Regions from separate parts of the Mus musculus genome. Here region 2 is linked to region 1. The links are chromatin loops, found by intact Hi-C in ENCODE. Cell type or tissue: gastrocnemius. All regions are shown on one strand.

What was found. A loop is a pair of places that touch in the nucleus more often than their neighbours do. Peaks named below come from ENCODE experiments on the same cell type or tissue, not always from the same donor. Only the 100,000 strongest peaks of a DNase experiment are listed, where the experiment ranks them.
Region 2: it touches region 1 in a loop (2.0-fold over the local background); 5 of 42 quality-filtered maps call a loop at or near these places.

What each region holds. Positions count from the first base shown.
Region 1 is chr4:150,461,361-150,469,360 of GRCm38, forward strand. Rere (arginine glutamic acid dipeptide (RE) repeats) reads left to right here. Exons shown (of 23, transcript NM_001085492.1): 5 at 7,335-7,440. It overlaps Gm52709 (a long non-coding RNA gene), which reads right to left and starts at 6,069. Exons shown (of 2, transcript XR_003955312.1): 1 at 2,261-6,069. In gastrocnemius, a CTCF peak has its summit at 4,621; DNase peaks (open chromatin) are centred at 1,204 and 4,619; H3K4me3 peaks cover 518 bases; H3K27ac peaks cover 1,161 bases.
Region 2 is chr4:150,403,239-150,411,238 of GRCm38, forward strand. Rere (arginine glutamic acid dipeptide (RE) repeats) reads left to right here. Exons shown (of 23, transcript NM_001085492.1): 2 at 2,958-3,426. The coding sequence starts at 3,102. Among named protein-coding and RNA genes, the nearest start is that of Gm52709, 60 kb to the right of the region's middle. In gastrocnemius, no CTCF peak of the experiment used is centred here; no DNase peak of the experiment used is centred here; H3K4me3 peaks cover 736 bases; H3K27ac peaks cover 1,872 bases.

The DNA.
Region 1 (8,000 bases):
TTATTTTTGCCAGTTGTTTTCACTTATTTCTGTAAGTAATCTTCTCTGGAAGTTTCTAGAGACATCTTTACCTGACAGTTGGTTTGACCTTCACCTGGAATTTGGTTTGTCTGAAGTTGTTCCTGGTGGAGATGGCTGCACAGCAGCTCCATAGAATGGTGTGTCCTATAAATGGGAAGTGTGTGGGAGAGCGGAGGATCAGGGCATCACTTTCTAGTAATCTTGAAGGCCAGCTGTCTCAGCATGGCCGTGGTGGCTCTGAGTTGTGGCTTTGTGGTAATGGAAGTGGCCCCCATCTTATGTCTGGGCTGATAACACAAATTCGGTGCATGACTCAAACTTATTCAGCATTACAAGTAATTTTAGTTTATGTAAATTATATCTCAATAATTAAAGAATAGCCTAAAATTAAAACTGGTTTTTCAAAAATGAGGACAGTGATTTCAAAGAAAAAAATCATTCTAAGACATTAGTGCTGGAACATGATGAAGTTTTTTGACAAAAATCCCTATTTTAAAATGTTTGTGACACTTCGATTTCTCCATTGCCATCCCCACCCCCACACTTAAAAAAAAGAAAAGAAAAGAACTGAACGTTTTCCCAGCTCTGCTTACACTTGAGTGAATACACTAATCGATTACCCAGGGATTAACAAAGCCTTCTCATTTCCTGCTTCCATTTCTCCTCTGCAGCAGCCAGTGGCCCTTTGTTGTCCTACATGTGGAGTGAGATAAGCTTCCAGGGCATGTTTGTATTAGAAAAATGGTGTAGATGGAAAAGTTATATAAATAGACCAACAGGTATTAGAGGTTACAGTCTTTGTTTTCATTTGAGTAAGTAGGAAAAAGAAATATAATTAAGACATCTAAAACAAGAAAAACTAATTTACATAAAATGGGAAATGTAATGTTTCAGTGTTTCTACTGATTTTCTCATTTCTTAACCAGCTATTTGAATTATTTATGACCAGTTAGGAGTGTTAGCTGTAATTAGATTTCTGTTATTATGTGGGCAAACTTTAACTTAAAGCAGTGGCTTCTAACCCTGCAAGTCTTAAATGCAAATGTTTGCTCTGAAAGTTATTTTCCCATGTTAACCAGGCCTACTATCCTGAAGCACAATTCAGAAAGCAGCAGAACAGGAGGCTCAGCTCTTGGAACCGGGCAATGTTGCCAGGCTCCTTTAAAGTCGATGTGACTGGTGGCAGGGGGCCAAATGTTCCAGCTCCAGAAGAAAGTGAAATTAAAAGTACTGTTCATTTTCTGAATTTGGTTTGTTGAAAGTATAGTCTTGCTGACCGCGGTGGCACACACCTTTAATCTCAAGGATCAGGAGGTAGAGCCAAGTGGATCCCTGTGAGTTTGAGGCCAGGGAGTTTCAGGACAGCCAAAGTTAGTTATATAGTGAGAACCTGTCTCTAAACAAAACCAGGGCTGGGAAGATTGCTCAGTAGTTAAGCACACCTTGCTCTCCCAGACCTAAATTCAGTTCCCAGCACCATAGCAGGTGGCTCCCACTTATCTGTCATTCCAGTTACAAAGGCATCTGATTCCCTTGGCCTCTGTTAATTTAAAAATTAACCCTGGGGACCGGAGAGATGACTCAATGGCTTCCAGAGTACCTGGGTTCAAATCCCAGCACCCACATGGCAGCTCAGAACTGTCTGTAACTCCAGAATATGATAGTCCCACACAGACATACATGCAGGCAAAACACCAACACACATTGAAAGAGAGAAGGAAGGAAGAAAGTAAAGAAAAGAGGAGAGGGAGGAGAGGAAAGAGAGGGAGAAGAGAGGAAGAAATTGGGGGGAGGGCCTCAGTAATTTTTAAGATTTTACTCAATGCCTGGGTATGGTGGCACTTTTAATTTCAGCATTCAGGAGGCAGAGGGAGGTGGATCTCTGTGATTTTGAGGCCAGCATGCCTGGTCTACATAGTGAGCTCCAGGCCAGCCAGAGAACCTGTATCAGAAAGACTGATTCCCTGGGATTAAGAAACTTGAGGACATAAAACAGTGTTGACCAATACAAATCTTCAGAATATTTTGCCATCAAACTTAAGAGTAGTCTCTGAGATACATCTTTAGCCGTGAGTTGGTCATTTTAGTTTTTAAAATCATGTGACCCTGTGATCATGAGATGTCAGACTCAGCTTGTATACCTTCTAGTGTTTCCATGCCCTGCGGTCAAGGTGTCTTCACTGTTCTATTGTTGTAAAGAGACACCATGACTACTTTATGTAAGAGAACATTTACTCACAGTTTCAGAGGGTTGTCCACGGCGATAGCAGGCACGGCACTGGACAGTAGCTGAGGGGGTGCTGTGTACTGTATCAGAGGGGGGCAGAGGCTAGACCCAACCCCAGTGACACACCTCCAAGAAGGCCACACCTACTAACCCTTCCTAAACCATCCACCCACTGGGAACCGGACCTTCCAATGTCTGAGCCTGTGTGTCCATTCTCAGGCAGAACCCCAACTCTCCACCTCTGCTTTACACCCCGTAGCTGGTGTTAGGGAGTCCTGTGACTTCCCTCTTTGTTCCTCTACTTGGGTGTCACCATTACTGTCAACTGCCGCTCAGTTATTAATAAGATGGCAAATTTAAACTTGTTAAAGCTTGAGTTTTGATAAAAGAAGTTCTTAAAATAGTCAAGCTTTGGTGGAAACTTAGGGAAACCAAGCAGCTTCCTACTAAGTTGATTGTGAACAAAACATTTTCTCTCCCTGTAATGGGAGAGATTCTATGGATCAAATAGAAAATTTGTGATTATGTTTATCTGGTATGACTGTAGCTCCTGGAGTAAACATAATATTTATATGGGAATTACTTTTTAGTTGCTTATCCTGTAAAATTGAGCCTCACAGCCCAAAGTTTGGACTTTTTCAAAGCCTGTGTTTAATTTAGTACATTAGTCAGTATCTTCCAGAGAGACAGAACCAATAAGAAGTGGGTAGGGCAGGGTGTGGTAGGGATGGCTCCCACCATTATGGAAGTAATGAGGTTTTACCTTGGGCCCCCTGCACACTGGAGACCTGGGGAAGCGAGTAGCATAGCTCAGCGGCTCTGGGGACTTGAGAGTCAGAAGCTGTAGATGCTGTGGAGCTGAGGTCACCACCCTCTCAGCTCCAGGATTGGCCTTTGCTTTGCACTTATTTTGTACAGGCCTTAAGCTGATGGGTTCACACTGCCATTGTTAAGGTCACTCACTCACTGGCCTCCAAAGGTACCTGTACAGACACTCACAGCTGAAGTACATTGCTGTCTATCCTTTAGCCACTCAAGATACCGCGTATTAACCATGCCAGTCAAGAATGCTGTGAGTGGCAGATGGCCTTACTTTGCTGTGTTTGTCTCACATTTCAAATCTCTTTGCGTATATGCCATCCATGTGTCTTTACTATTAAGGACAACACAGCCAAGCATCATGCCATGCACCTGCAGGCTTGCACTTGGCAGTGGAAACAGGACAAAGAGTTGAAGAACAGTAAGTCCAGTGATAGCCTGTGGGCACACACCCCTCGCCCAACCCAGCAAATAGCCATACCTGTCTTTGGTGGGTTGCTTAGCTCTGTGGTGTCTGACCTCCTGACCTTCATTTTTGTCTGAATCTCAGATAGTGAATGGGAAAGTCTTTACTTCCTACTGTGTCTTTTTTTCTTCAGAAATACTGCCCAGGGTACCTTCATCCTGGAAGTGTCTCTTCTTAGTTCGGGACTTAGTGAAGGTGATAAATTTATGTGAGGTTTATGTTTGTGTTCAGTTGTATCAATAGTAAATAAATAGTGAGCACACTGTTAGAAACACTTGATCTGCTCCTGGAATTAATTAGATTTATGTATGTAAGTACACTGTAGCTGTCTTCAGACACACAAGAGGGAATCAGATCCCATTACAGATGGTTGTGAGCCACCATGTGGTTGCTGGGATTTGAACTCAGGACCTCTGGAAGAGCAGTCAGTATTCTTAACCGCTAAGCCATCTCTCCAGCCCATCTTAGAGTTCTTAAAGTGATGAAGCCCACAGCTCCAGAGCCTTGAGTCTGAGAAAAGGAAAGCCTGTGTCTGCAGAATAGCGACAGCTTTCATAGGAATGGACCCAGTTTTCCCAGCCAGTGAGGGCGGCACGGAAAGCTGAGGCTGTGTGCTATTTGCAGAGTTGGAGCTTAGGGCATTGTAACAAGGATTCAGACCCAGGGAGTTTGGTAAGCCATATGATTCCTGGATTTATTTTTTGGTTTTAGTTTTTGGTGTTTTTGAGCAAGTTGTTAACTTATAAAGAGTAGGAATCAGAGGAGGCCTTCCCATTATTAATGTCCAGCAACCCCCAGTGTGCTGTGGCCTTTGACCTGAGAGCTCCTGCTGCAGTAGCAGTGTCCTCCAGAGAAGATGTAACCCTTCGGATGGTAACACTAAGTAAAGTCAGTGAAGAGACAGACACACTGTAGTTACATTTTGTGTGTTGGTCCTGTTCTGTGGGAGACATACAGTTATAAACATGGAGAGACCCTAGGAATCGACTGACCTTCCATCCCTTCACTTTTTCTTTCATTTGACTCTACCTTTGTTTTGCTATAGTTGTGGAAGTGTTTATGTTTTTGACACAATACTGCCGCCCCCTGGCCAATGGGCAAGACTGCATCAGGAGCTCTAGGAGGTTTTTCAGAGTTACAGGTCTGCTTATAAGCAAGCCAGAGTAGGTGTTTTGTTTTTGTTTTTGTTGTTTTGTTATATGGAATCAGTGGGCATGTGTGCGTCAGTTGGTAACTAGTAATGTAGAAATAGCACATCTAACTAAGTTTCCAGTATATCTCTGGCTAGGTTCAGAAAAAAAAAAAAAAAAACAATTTACAGTTGCCAGTCATTGACTCCAAAGAGTCTTCTGATGAGTTCATGTTTTCGTGCGTCTTACAAGTGTTGCAGAAATGTGTGGATGCTTATATATTGGAGCCGGGTTGAGGGAGCGGCTGGTCACCTGCCTTCCCAGCTGCTCTGGGAAGTACTCATCATTGTGAGCCTGGAAAGGTTGCTGGAGGTCAGCGCCACCCCTTCCACAGAGCTCTCGGGATCTGCAGGGAGACCGGCTCCAGCCTCTCCACACAGGTTCCTGACAGACGATGGGCCTTTCCTTAAGCAGTCACCTGCTTTCAGGTGCTCTCTTTCCATTCTTACAAGTTCTTTAAATTATTCTCATTTTCCAGGACAAAACCCAGAATCTTAGAGCGTGGCCAGAGCCACACACATGGTGTGACATTGGGGGTCCATGGTGACAGGCTTTCCTGTGTTGTCTAGCGAACTGTGTCCTTTGTTCCATAGTGCTTGGGCCAGGTTTCATGTGATCATTCTGGCTGTTGTTTTTTGTTTTGTTAGTGTTTAAACCCTAAATAAAACAGATACAAATCTTTTAAGTCTATGTTTTTCAAGTACTTTGACTTCATTTTGTCCACACACACGTAGTTAGCAATGTTTAAAGACATTTTTCCTGCCATTGCTTAGGGAAGGTGCAGCATTTAACAGTGGCAAGGGGACGGAGTCATCAGGCATGTGTCAGCGCTGCAAACGTGGTGAGCTTGTGACTGTCTCAGTCATGGTCTTAAGTTTCTCCCCTCGGGATAAAATGGAAGGACAAGTGTTTCTCGTGGGTCTTGGCAGACTGAGCCTTCTGCCAGGTGTGGTCACGTGTTCTGTTCTTTGGCTGCTTTAGCTGCGCTTGCCATGCCTGGTACATCCTACCTGTGAGTCCCTTTGTCTGTGGTCATAGCTGAGTTAAAAACAAACAAACAAACCCCAGTGGTCAGACAGCGGCTAGGGTTCAACAACTTCTCAGCACGAACATGGAGTGTTCTGTGCTACATGCTGGTATCCGACTCCATCTGTCTTTCTGGTCTCTACTTTTGCTGAGAAAGCATCTCTCCCATCTTCCCTCAGGATACACAGCTGTGTCATGGTCTCCCACAGAAGGGGGCTGCTCCTTTCTTTGAACAATGACTTCAGCACTTTTTCTGTGACCTTCTCATACTGTTTGTCATCAATGTTTCTTCTGTAGAATAAACAGTACAGACTAATGTTTTTTCCAGTAAACTTTTCAGAGTAAAAATATGAATGCTAAAACCTAAGGCCTATACATCGTGCCTATCCTTTGTGTGCATGGTCTGCTTAATGTGAGCCCATAGGCAGTGCCCTTTTCCTATAGCCATGCTTGTTTAATAGTTGATGCAAAGAATCGTGGGTTGTGTGGTATGTACTGTGGGACAATACTCTGCATTCTCAGTTATATTGACATTTAAGGCAGTTTTTGCCTGCCCTTGCTGGTCCTGTAATGCAGACTAGATTGGTCCCTTCAGTAAACCAAGATATGTCTTCCTTTATTAATGATGGTCCCTGGTGTACTTCAGAATTCATCTGTCTTCTTTACAAATATGAGGCGTTTTTTGAGCTTTGGCCACTATATTTGTGGCCATTGAGCTTCTGAGAAGTTAGAAGCTATCCAGAGGGACATTACTGCCTTACCTCAGGTAGTCATGAAACAGAAGGGCTCCCTGGGTTGAGCTGTCTCACAACCTAACATACAAGTAGTTGACTCCAGACTGTACCCTGTAGCCTTCAAACAGAAGAGGCAATGGCCACTGTCTTAGCTAGTGATTGAGGAGAAAACAAAGTTAACTTTTATATGCTTAGTTTCTAGGACAATGATGGACAGGAGGGTCTTTGTTTTGTTTTGTTTCTTTTCCAGCAGTAATGCATAAGCTATTCTATTCTGGGATCAGAGGTAAATGAGGCAGGTCCTATTGTTGTGTGTACATTCTCATCACCACCTACTGTGCGTGGTGTGCTTCATCATTTTGGCATGCAGCAGTGACTTCCATACAGTTCTGTGGCCCACAGTGAAGGGAGAATTTGAGACAGTTTGTGACAGGCAAACCTTGGAGGGGAAGAGACTGTCAGGTGTCTCTGGGTAAGTTCTTTCTAGCTTGTTACTTTTAATATGCCTCAGTAATGTGCTCTGGCTATTATTATTTACCAAAATGGTTAAGGATTAAGGTAGAAGTACGTTCTAATGTAGTGATCTTTATTACCATTAAGGGAAAATGTAATAATGAATTAGTCACACTGAGAAGCTTCAAGACCTAGGTGTCTTGTCTCTGAGATGAGCAGTTGCAGGGTTGCAGCAGGGTTCCGATCTGAGGGCCTGGGGCCTGGGGCAGGGGATTCTGCTGTTAGTCCTGTTCCTGCTGCCTGCCTGTCCACCGTTGCAGGGCTTTTGGTCGTAGGTATGATGTGCACTTGCAGGCACCTGAAACCTGTTCCTAACGCTGTTAGATTTTCCTTTTCAGAGTAAGAGGGACCATCTACTCATGAACGTCAAATGGTACTACCGTCAGTCTGAAGTCCCAGATTCTGTCTATCAGCATTTGGTTCAGGATCGGCATAATGAAAACGGTACGTGTGCCCTTGTGATGATGTACTTGTAACTCATAGCTTTGCTAAAGTTCTTTTTAAAAACATCAGTTAAGTGGATATTACTTCTGGTATAATTTCTCTCAAAAGAACTTGCAATAAAGAGCATCGCTGGGTCCTCTCGCCCTTGCTTTTGCATTATTTTTCATTTTCCTTAAAAACAAACAGTAAAAGAGAGGCCTGGAGGCCCAGCTCATTGACTACTCCGGAGAGGATTCACGTTCAGTTCCCCGCGCCCACAGCAGTCAGCGCACAGCAGCCTATAACTGCAGTTTCAGGGGATCCAGTCACTGTAGCCTACATGGATGCACAGTGCACACAACACTCATACATACAGATACATAATTTCTAAATCTTTAAGAAAATACCAAAACAAAAATATTGAGGGGAAAAACCTCTAAGCACATCGTAATACATTTTTTTTAAAAAATAGCAGTAATATAATTCTTGAAGCTCCTGTGTTTGACCTAGTGATAGACAGTATTTAAAACCCTGTGAGGTTGTGTTCCTTGTTTTATCGGAGGCTTGTGTTACTGAATTTC
Region 2 (8,000 bases), 58 kb before region 1:
GTTCTTTGTGTGTGCACACAGGATTTTTTTATGCGCGTGGATTTTTTCTTGGAATTTTGTAAAAGCATTTGTTTTCATTGTAAATAGAGCATATAATTTTATAGTGAGTAGTAAAGTTTGAATTTATCTTTATCATCTCTGAGAATTGAAGTAACATTGTTTGTTAATTCAGTGTTTTTGGAGAAACTATCTTTAGACAAACAAAAAAAGATATGGGTGTTTTGCTAGGAGATGTGTGTGCACAGCAGTTCTGTACCTTGTCCCCGTGGAGGCCAGAAGAGCAGGAGAGAGACAATCAGGTCACTTAGGGTTAGGAGCTACCTTATGGGTGCTGAGGAGCGAGTCCGTGTCCTCTGGAAGAACAGCCCCAGTTAGTACTTTTAGATGGTTTATTTTAAGTGTGTATGTATGCCTGTGGTGGTGGTGGTGGTTCTATGCACACGCTGTTTCGGTTGCCCAAGAGGCCAGAAGACGCTACCACATCCCTGGAGCGGGGGCCTGAGTGGTTGTGAGCCACTTGGTGTGGATGCTGGGAACCTCTGGTCTTGTCAAGCAGGGAGCACTCTTAACCACTGGGCCTCTCCCTTTCCAGGCCACTGGAACAATTATTGCACTAATCAGGAAAACATTGTTTTTCTTAAACTTCAAAAGCGTTCTGCCTTACATGGTAGAATCCAAGCTGAGATCTTCTCTGTAGATGTCAAGTAGGCTTTGGGATGGTTTCAACGTCAGAGGAACGCTTTGACTGCTGGGTTTAGCTGATAGACTTCTTCCTTTTTTAAATTTTGTTTTGCTCTATTTTATTATTTTGTATGCATGGGCGTTTTGCCTGTGTTTGAGTGTCTGTGCACCACATGCTTGCCGTGCTCCAGCGGCTAGAAGAGTGCCTTGGATTCCCTGGGGACTGGACTAGTGCTACACGAGTGCTGGCGATTAGCTTGCAGTCCTCTAGAAGAGCAACTAGTGTTCTTAATCCATTGTCCCTGTTCTTGTATGATTGCCTTGCTTGGTGAGGAGCGAGGCCACAGATTTCTTTATATACTTTCACCTGGTAATGCCATCGGCCTTGTGCATAGAAGGCGATTCATCCCGTCAAAACTTTTATGAGCACTAGGATGGGTTTCCCCTCTTTTGAAATATGCTAAAAATTGAATTTCTACATGAAAAGCTTTCTATCTGGAAAGAAGTAATCAGGTTTGTGTTCCATACTTTAAGCCTTCTGCATTTAGTGCTATTGCTAGGCCAATGCTATTGCACAGTCATTTCTTGGAGATGGTTAACATTTTCATTTTCCTGAATTAATTCCTGGGGATATTTGATGTGATGATAGAGAGGGCTTTTCTGGTATAACAGATTAGATCTGTGGGCTTTGGAGCGGAGAGTGTGATCATTTTTATGCTTTTGGCATGACTGGAGAAATTCGCTCTGCATCTGAAGCAGTAACTGCAGACTGCTTTATCTGTCGTAGGCTAAGTAAACAGGACCAATCTTTTGTTTGTTTGCATTTGTTGTTTCCTATCTGGCCCTGGAAGCACAGGAAGCAGATGGCTCTTAGTCTGATCACTTGCCTCCCTTTGTTGCAGCTGCTGGTGGAGGGCAGGGATCTGAGCTCGCCGAATATTTTTAGTCCCAAGCACCTGGCACCTAGACAATATTTAGTAACAATTGTTTCTCAAATGAGATGAGATTTTAGGGAAGATGACAGATGATTGTGGGAAATAAATGAACGACTATTAGGATTTCTAACACTGACCTGTAAAGCCTCTTTCCCGTGGCAGAAAAGTTTCAGGAATTATTCTGGGTTGGAGTTTAAGATTCATTCTTTTCATTGTAGACTCTCAACATAAGGCTTGTGGTTAGTTTTGGAGAACTTCATTCAGGAGACTGTTAATAGTGGGAATTTGGAAAAGTGTGAAAACCACCTAATAAATAAATAATCTCCTAAAAACTGGAGATTGATGTTAGGTTTTTTTCAACAGGCACAACAAAGCTTTTATCTCTTTAATATTAAATAGAGCTTTGGAAATTTAGAGAGTTAGGCAGTCTTGAGATGCAGTGCACTGAGTCCTGCAACATTTCTCACAGCTGTGCAAATTGGTTTTTTGGTTTTTTTTTGTTTTTTGTTTTTTCTACACAGAATTAATTTGTACTACAGGTTCCTTCCTTTTAAATTTACAGGGTTGAAGTTAATTTTGTACAATTACTCATGAGGGCATACTTTCCTTTTTCCTTAAAAAGGTCAAACCAGTGAGTGTCTAGGAAGTTTAATGTGCACTCACCATTCAGCAGTTCTTATTTTTAAGTTAGGCAGCAAATTCCACACTGTGAGGTGGCAATGCTCAGGTCTGTGTGAAATTGTACATCACCGGTCTGGCCTTTTCACTGTGGCATCTGAGATATTTTTGTATTGGAAGCAAGAATAGTTGTTTTGTTTTCTTTTTTAAAAAAGAATGGCAGCTCACAACTACCTATAACTCCAGTTCCAAGAGACTCAATAGCCTCTTCTGATCTCTGTGGGTTCCTTTGTGCAAGTGGTGTATATAAACTCATGGAGGCACACATATGCACATAAAAGCAAATGCACTAAATGAATAAAGGGTTCATGTGTTTATTTTAGATGTAACAGTATTTTCCTTCATGTGTGTATACACACCTTATGCAGTCAGTGCCTTCAGAGACCAGAAGGGAGCACTGGGTCCACTGGAACTGGAGTTCCAGGAAACGGTACAGCTTACAGAGGAAGCTGCTTTGCAGTGCTCAGAACTAGGAACCTAGCACCTGCCCGCTGGCAAAGCAGCAAGCGCTCCTAACCGTGAGCCCTCTCTCCAGCTCTGAGGTTTTTTTGTTTTTTTTTTTTTTAAAACGCAGAATGTTATTTTAGGAAGAAAATAAGAGGAAACTTTTAAGCATCAAAGAAAAGCCAATTTGACACCTTCCCTTCTTTCTCTCTCTCTTAGAATATTTGAAACGTTGGGGTTGTTGGAGTGGTTGGATTTTCCCTGGAATTGAGTGAGAAATTCAGAAGACTGAAGCCCAGGCTCACTGTCTACCTTTCACGGAGGCCTAGCCGTGAGAGGACAGAAGAAGGCACGTGGAGAATCATGACAGCTGACAAAGATAAAGACAAAGACAAAGAGAAGGACCGGGACCGGGATCGGGACCGAGAAAGAGATAAAAGAGACAAAGCAAGAGAGAGCGAGAATGCCAGGCCTCGCAGGAGCTGTACCTTGGAGGGAGGAGCCAAAAACTATGCTGAGAGCGATCACAGCGAGGACGAAGACAACGACAACAACAGCGCCACCACGGAGGAGTCCAACAAGAAGAGCAGAAAGAAACCTCCGAAAAAAAAGTCCCGCTACGAGAGGACAGACACTGGTGAGATAACTTCTTACATCACCGAGGACGACGTTGTCTACAGACCGGGAGGTAAGAGCAGCAGGTGGTGTCTGCTTGGGAGAGACGTGGTCTCTCCCCCACATGTAGGAGACTCCTGTAGCTGTTAGAGGAGACCTGGAGTCCAGAAGAGCAGACAGTAGCGGAGGTAGCAAAATTAAGTCTGTGAACTTGGAGCCCCTTTCCGAGGCAGAGCAAGACTTAGCACTCCTGGGTAAACAAGCCTTTACGAAAGTAGTGCTCTTTAGCTTTGCAGTCAGGGGCAGCAGACGATAGCAACTGAGCTGTGTGTATTCTGTATTCTTTTCAGTAGATATTTTCTGGACATTCAGTGTACTAGACCAGGACAGGAAGTTCATAGGAAGTCTAATCAACACACCGGAGTTTCACCCAGTCTGGAGTTTCCCCAACAGCGGAGTTAAAGGATGTCATTAACCTAGCATAGTCATTTCACTGCGAAGAATTCAGCTTCTGAATTTGTTTGTAGAAAGCTCCACATTTTGGGGGAGCCATGTAGGAGTTTATTTTGATTTTTCAGAAAATAATCAGCGTTAGACAAACTCCTGTTTACAACTATAATTTTCTTGGTTGACAGTTGAGAAGAAAGGTGTGTGACATGAAATTGTCAATGATGGGGTGTTTGAGGGGACTTGAAGGGAGCTCATGAGGGTTCCAGTGCTGTGCATGCTTCTCTTTGATTCAGACTCAGCAGCAGGCCACCAGGATGTCAGCCGCCCTGTCTTCCAGACCATTATGGCTTTGCTTGCCCATTTAACAGGGCTTTTTTGTTGTTTGTTTTGGTTTATTTTTTGTTTGTTTGTTTGTTTGTTTATTTATTTATGTTGCTGTTGTTGCTTTGCTTTGGTTTTGGCTTAAGATAGAGGGTCTGATAAGCATGGGCAGACCTGGAAAGCACTCTGTCACCTAGCCCTGTAGGGTTAGACCTGTGATCTCTTGTCCTCTCCTCCTGAAAACAGGGACTGTAGACGAACATCACAGCACTAGTTGCCCATTCTGTTGTAATCACGAGAAAGGAAAAGCGTGTGTTGTGTTGTTTAGAGTAGATTACAACTTCAAAGGGAAGTTGTACTTGTTTTCCTTCTCCTGATACATAACATGGATGGATTGTTGGATTCATTGTCCGCTGCAATATACAGTGTCAAATACCAGCTCTGCTCATCGTATGTACGATGGAAATTGTGTCACTAGGGACATTCCAGTAAGTTAGGAGTCAGGTGCTTACAGGAGATACTGCGCAGACTGTCCCTTCACGAGAGATGGATAATTAGTTAACTCTGAGAAATCTTACAGCAGGACAGACATTTAACAATACTTGCTGCAGCCTCTGCTGTGACAATCTTTGCTGCTGACTCTAGAAGGAAACAAATTTCTTCAAGGAAACAGTGCCCCCTTTACAGCTTGTCAGGAAGTTCTCCTTGATATTCTCAAAGAAAAGTGGGAGGAGATGGTTCAGGGCTTAATTACAGAATAGCTGGCTCTTACATATAAAGTCCTTGGGATGTGTTGTGCATACCCTCTCCCCAAGTGCCTACATCTGTGGATACCAAGTCACTTTTTTGTAGAGTGCTGAGGATCAAACATAGTGACACACACTAAGCAAGGTTCTACTGCTGATCTGTATCCCAGCCCCTCCAGGCTCTTGTATACACTGCAGTTATAGATAGATTAAGATTCTTAGGACAATGGAAATGCTGTTCTTGTGGCTGTGTTGGCAGTGTCTGACCTCACAGATAGTACCTTCTATTTATGGTTTCCTCCTTCTGTCCGTCCTCCCTCCATCCCTTCCTTTCTTCCTCCCTCCTTCCCTCCCTCCCTTCTTCCCATCCATCCAGTCTGCCCCTCTTTACCCCACCCCTACCCACAAACAGTGTTTCTCTGTGTAGTTCTTTCTGGCTATCCTGCAACTGCAGAACAGTGTAGCCTTGAACTCAAGAGATCTGCCTGCTTCTGCCTCCTAAGCGCTGGAACCATGCCTGTTCCTAGTTGGATCTGTGGTTGGATTCACAGATGCAGAGCCAGCTGACAAACAGAGCTGACTAGAGTACCCAAACTGTAGGGAGTCGCTATGATCTGAGCTCTGCTGGGCACCGTGAGCATTTGACCTTTTGTAAAGTGCTTGCCACTGAATGGTCCGGGAAGCTTAGATTTCAAGGTAGATAAATTTCCCAAGCGATTTCTAAATGGAGGTTTGCTAAATACTGCCCATTCTTCAGGTTCATGTCAACTGAGAAGTCAAGAGTAGGGTTCTGACCAGATTCCCATATGGACTTTCACATCCTGCCCCCATCTCTGCCCCTGCCTTTCCTTCCTGGTGTCTCTGTTCTCTGTTGCCTTTGTAGTGGGGACTGAACTTGGGGTCCTTTACTCGACCACTGAGATACAGTCTAAGCTCTTTTAAAAAAAAAGTTATAGTTTCAAATCAGGGTCCTACTGAGTTCCCTCAGCAAGACTTGAACTTGTGACTCCTGCTTCAGTCTCCTGAGCAGCTGGGTCCTAGGCCTGCGCTAATGTGCACATCTGCCTTTGTTTTTCCTTTCTTACTTTTGAAGACAGTCTCCTGTAGTTCAGGCTGGGGTTGAATCATTTCTGGGCAGTTGAAGATGACTCTTGATCCTCCTGCCTCCACTTCCCAACACTGGAAGTACAGGCATGGTGCATGGCTTCTTAGCTGACTCTCAGACACCTAGTGGTTTTAGAGAACATCACAGAGGACTTCTTCAGGGGATTGGGAGGTTTTGGACAGATCTTTAAATTGGCTGCAATATGTGGAAATTTTGAATTTTTAAGTATTTCCTAAAGTATTATTAAGAATGAGCCCTTGGCTGAGAGTTTGTGATACATGTGTTTAACCTCAGTACTCAGGCAGAGGCAGGTGGATCTCTTTGAGTTGGAGCCAGCCAGAACTACATAGCAAGAACCTGTCTCAAAAAAATACAACCAGACAACCAACCAGACAAACAGATAAGCCAGCCCTGCAGTAGTCCTTTGAGGAGAGGCTGTTGTGTTCCTTACCCCAGGAGGCCAGTTCTCTCTCTATTAGGTTATTTATTAGGAGCAAATTGGTATCAGAATTTAAGATTTAAGTTTGTTCATTGTCCCACATGGAGGTTTTGTTGCCTCTTCATTGCTGGGGCAGTGTTCTGCCCTTAGGAGCTCAGCACATCCCTGCTAACTCCTGCTACCTTCTGTCCCGAGGACACCGCAGCACCAGCTCAGTGCCATTGGTTTCCATTCCCAACCCTGCTACATTTTCTTAACAGATGTTATCATTTCTGTGTGTCTGTGTTTATATCTACATCACACCTTTTAAATTTTTCTTTTACTTATATTTGAGAATTGAGATGTGATAGTTTCTTTTGATGTACATGGATTTAAACTGGGAATAATCCAAATGAGGCAAAATTTTGAAGACTGGGTGTCCATTTGAATTAAGTGAGAACATACATAGTGGTTAAAAACATAACAACTTTAAGAAGTTGAGTAAATACATACGTTTTATAATGTATGACTCCTTTTAATATGACATTTCAAAAGAGGCCCCAGTAATCCCTGAAGTCAGGAGATTGGTAGGGTCCGGGCTATGGTGCGTGAGTTAGCTTGATAGGAGCCCAAGGGCTCTGACCATGCTTTGTTTTGTTGGTGGTGCTTTTATGTAAGTGTGGCCATTCTCTCAAGTTTACCATCCTCGTCCTTTCCTGTGTATAGTTGGTACTTGAGTGTAACTCCCACCCCCACGACCTTGAACTGCTCCTGGGATTGCAAGTGTGCACCACCTTGCCTGCTGGGGACCTTGCCTTCTTGAGGAAGCGCAGGAAAGCAATGAAGCAGTGGTAGTTTATAGGGCTTTGGTAGCACAGCACTGCAGGCCGAGTGGGTTAAATGTCAGCAAGTGTCTGTCAAATCCCTCCCTTTTATCAAGACCCAGGCACACTGAGGCTAAAACCCCAAGACTGGTAACTGTCAGGGCCATGTTCCCCTGAAGGAACTAGGGAGAAACTTCTAAGCCTCAATCCCAACTTCTGTGATGTGACAGCATAAATCTAGTCTTCACTTGTCTATTCTTCTTGTCTGCTTGTTTTGCCCTGTGTCCAAGTCCCTCCCTCTTTTGAAGACACCAGGCTACCCTACATCATCTAAACGCATCATATCTGCAACTACCCTGTTCCTAAACCCACCCTGTATGGTACTGTGGGTCATGTTTGTAGGGTTGGGTAGGCAGGAAGAACTTTGTGCCTAGGGAGACTGTGTTTGAGTGATCCAGGCTGGGCATCTATTTCAGCTGTGTTTTAGAACTGCTGGGGAAATTTTGTTGGGGTGTTTTTTGAAATGTATTGTTATTAGAGGAGGCACATATGTCATAGCATGTGTATGGACAGATTGGAGGACAACTTTTGGGAAACAGTTCTTTCCCATCGTGGGTCCCAGAGATCTAGTTTTCAGGCTTGTCCTGTAGGAGCTCTGCTGTGTGGCTATCCTACTGGCCCTATTCATATTTTTTAATCACACTATAATGTACTTTTAGTTGTAGATCATATTAATTAACTTTTATTTCTTCTGGTTCTCCTGAAATTTCTTGATCCCAGAGG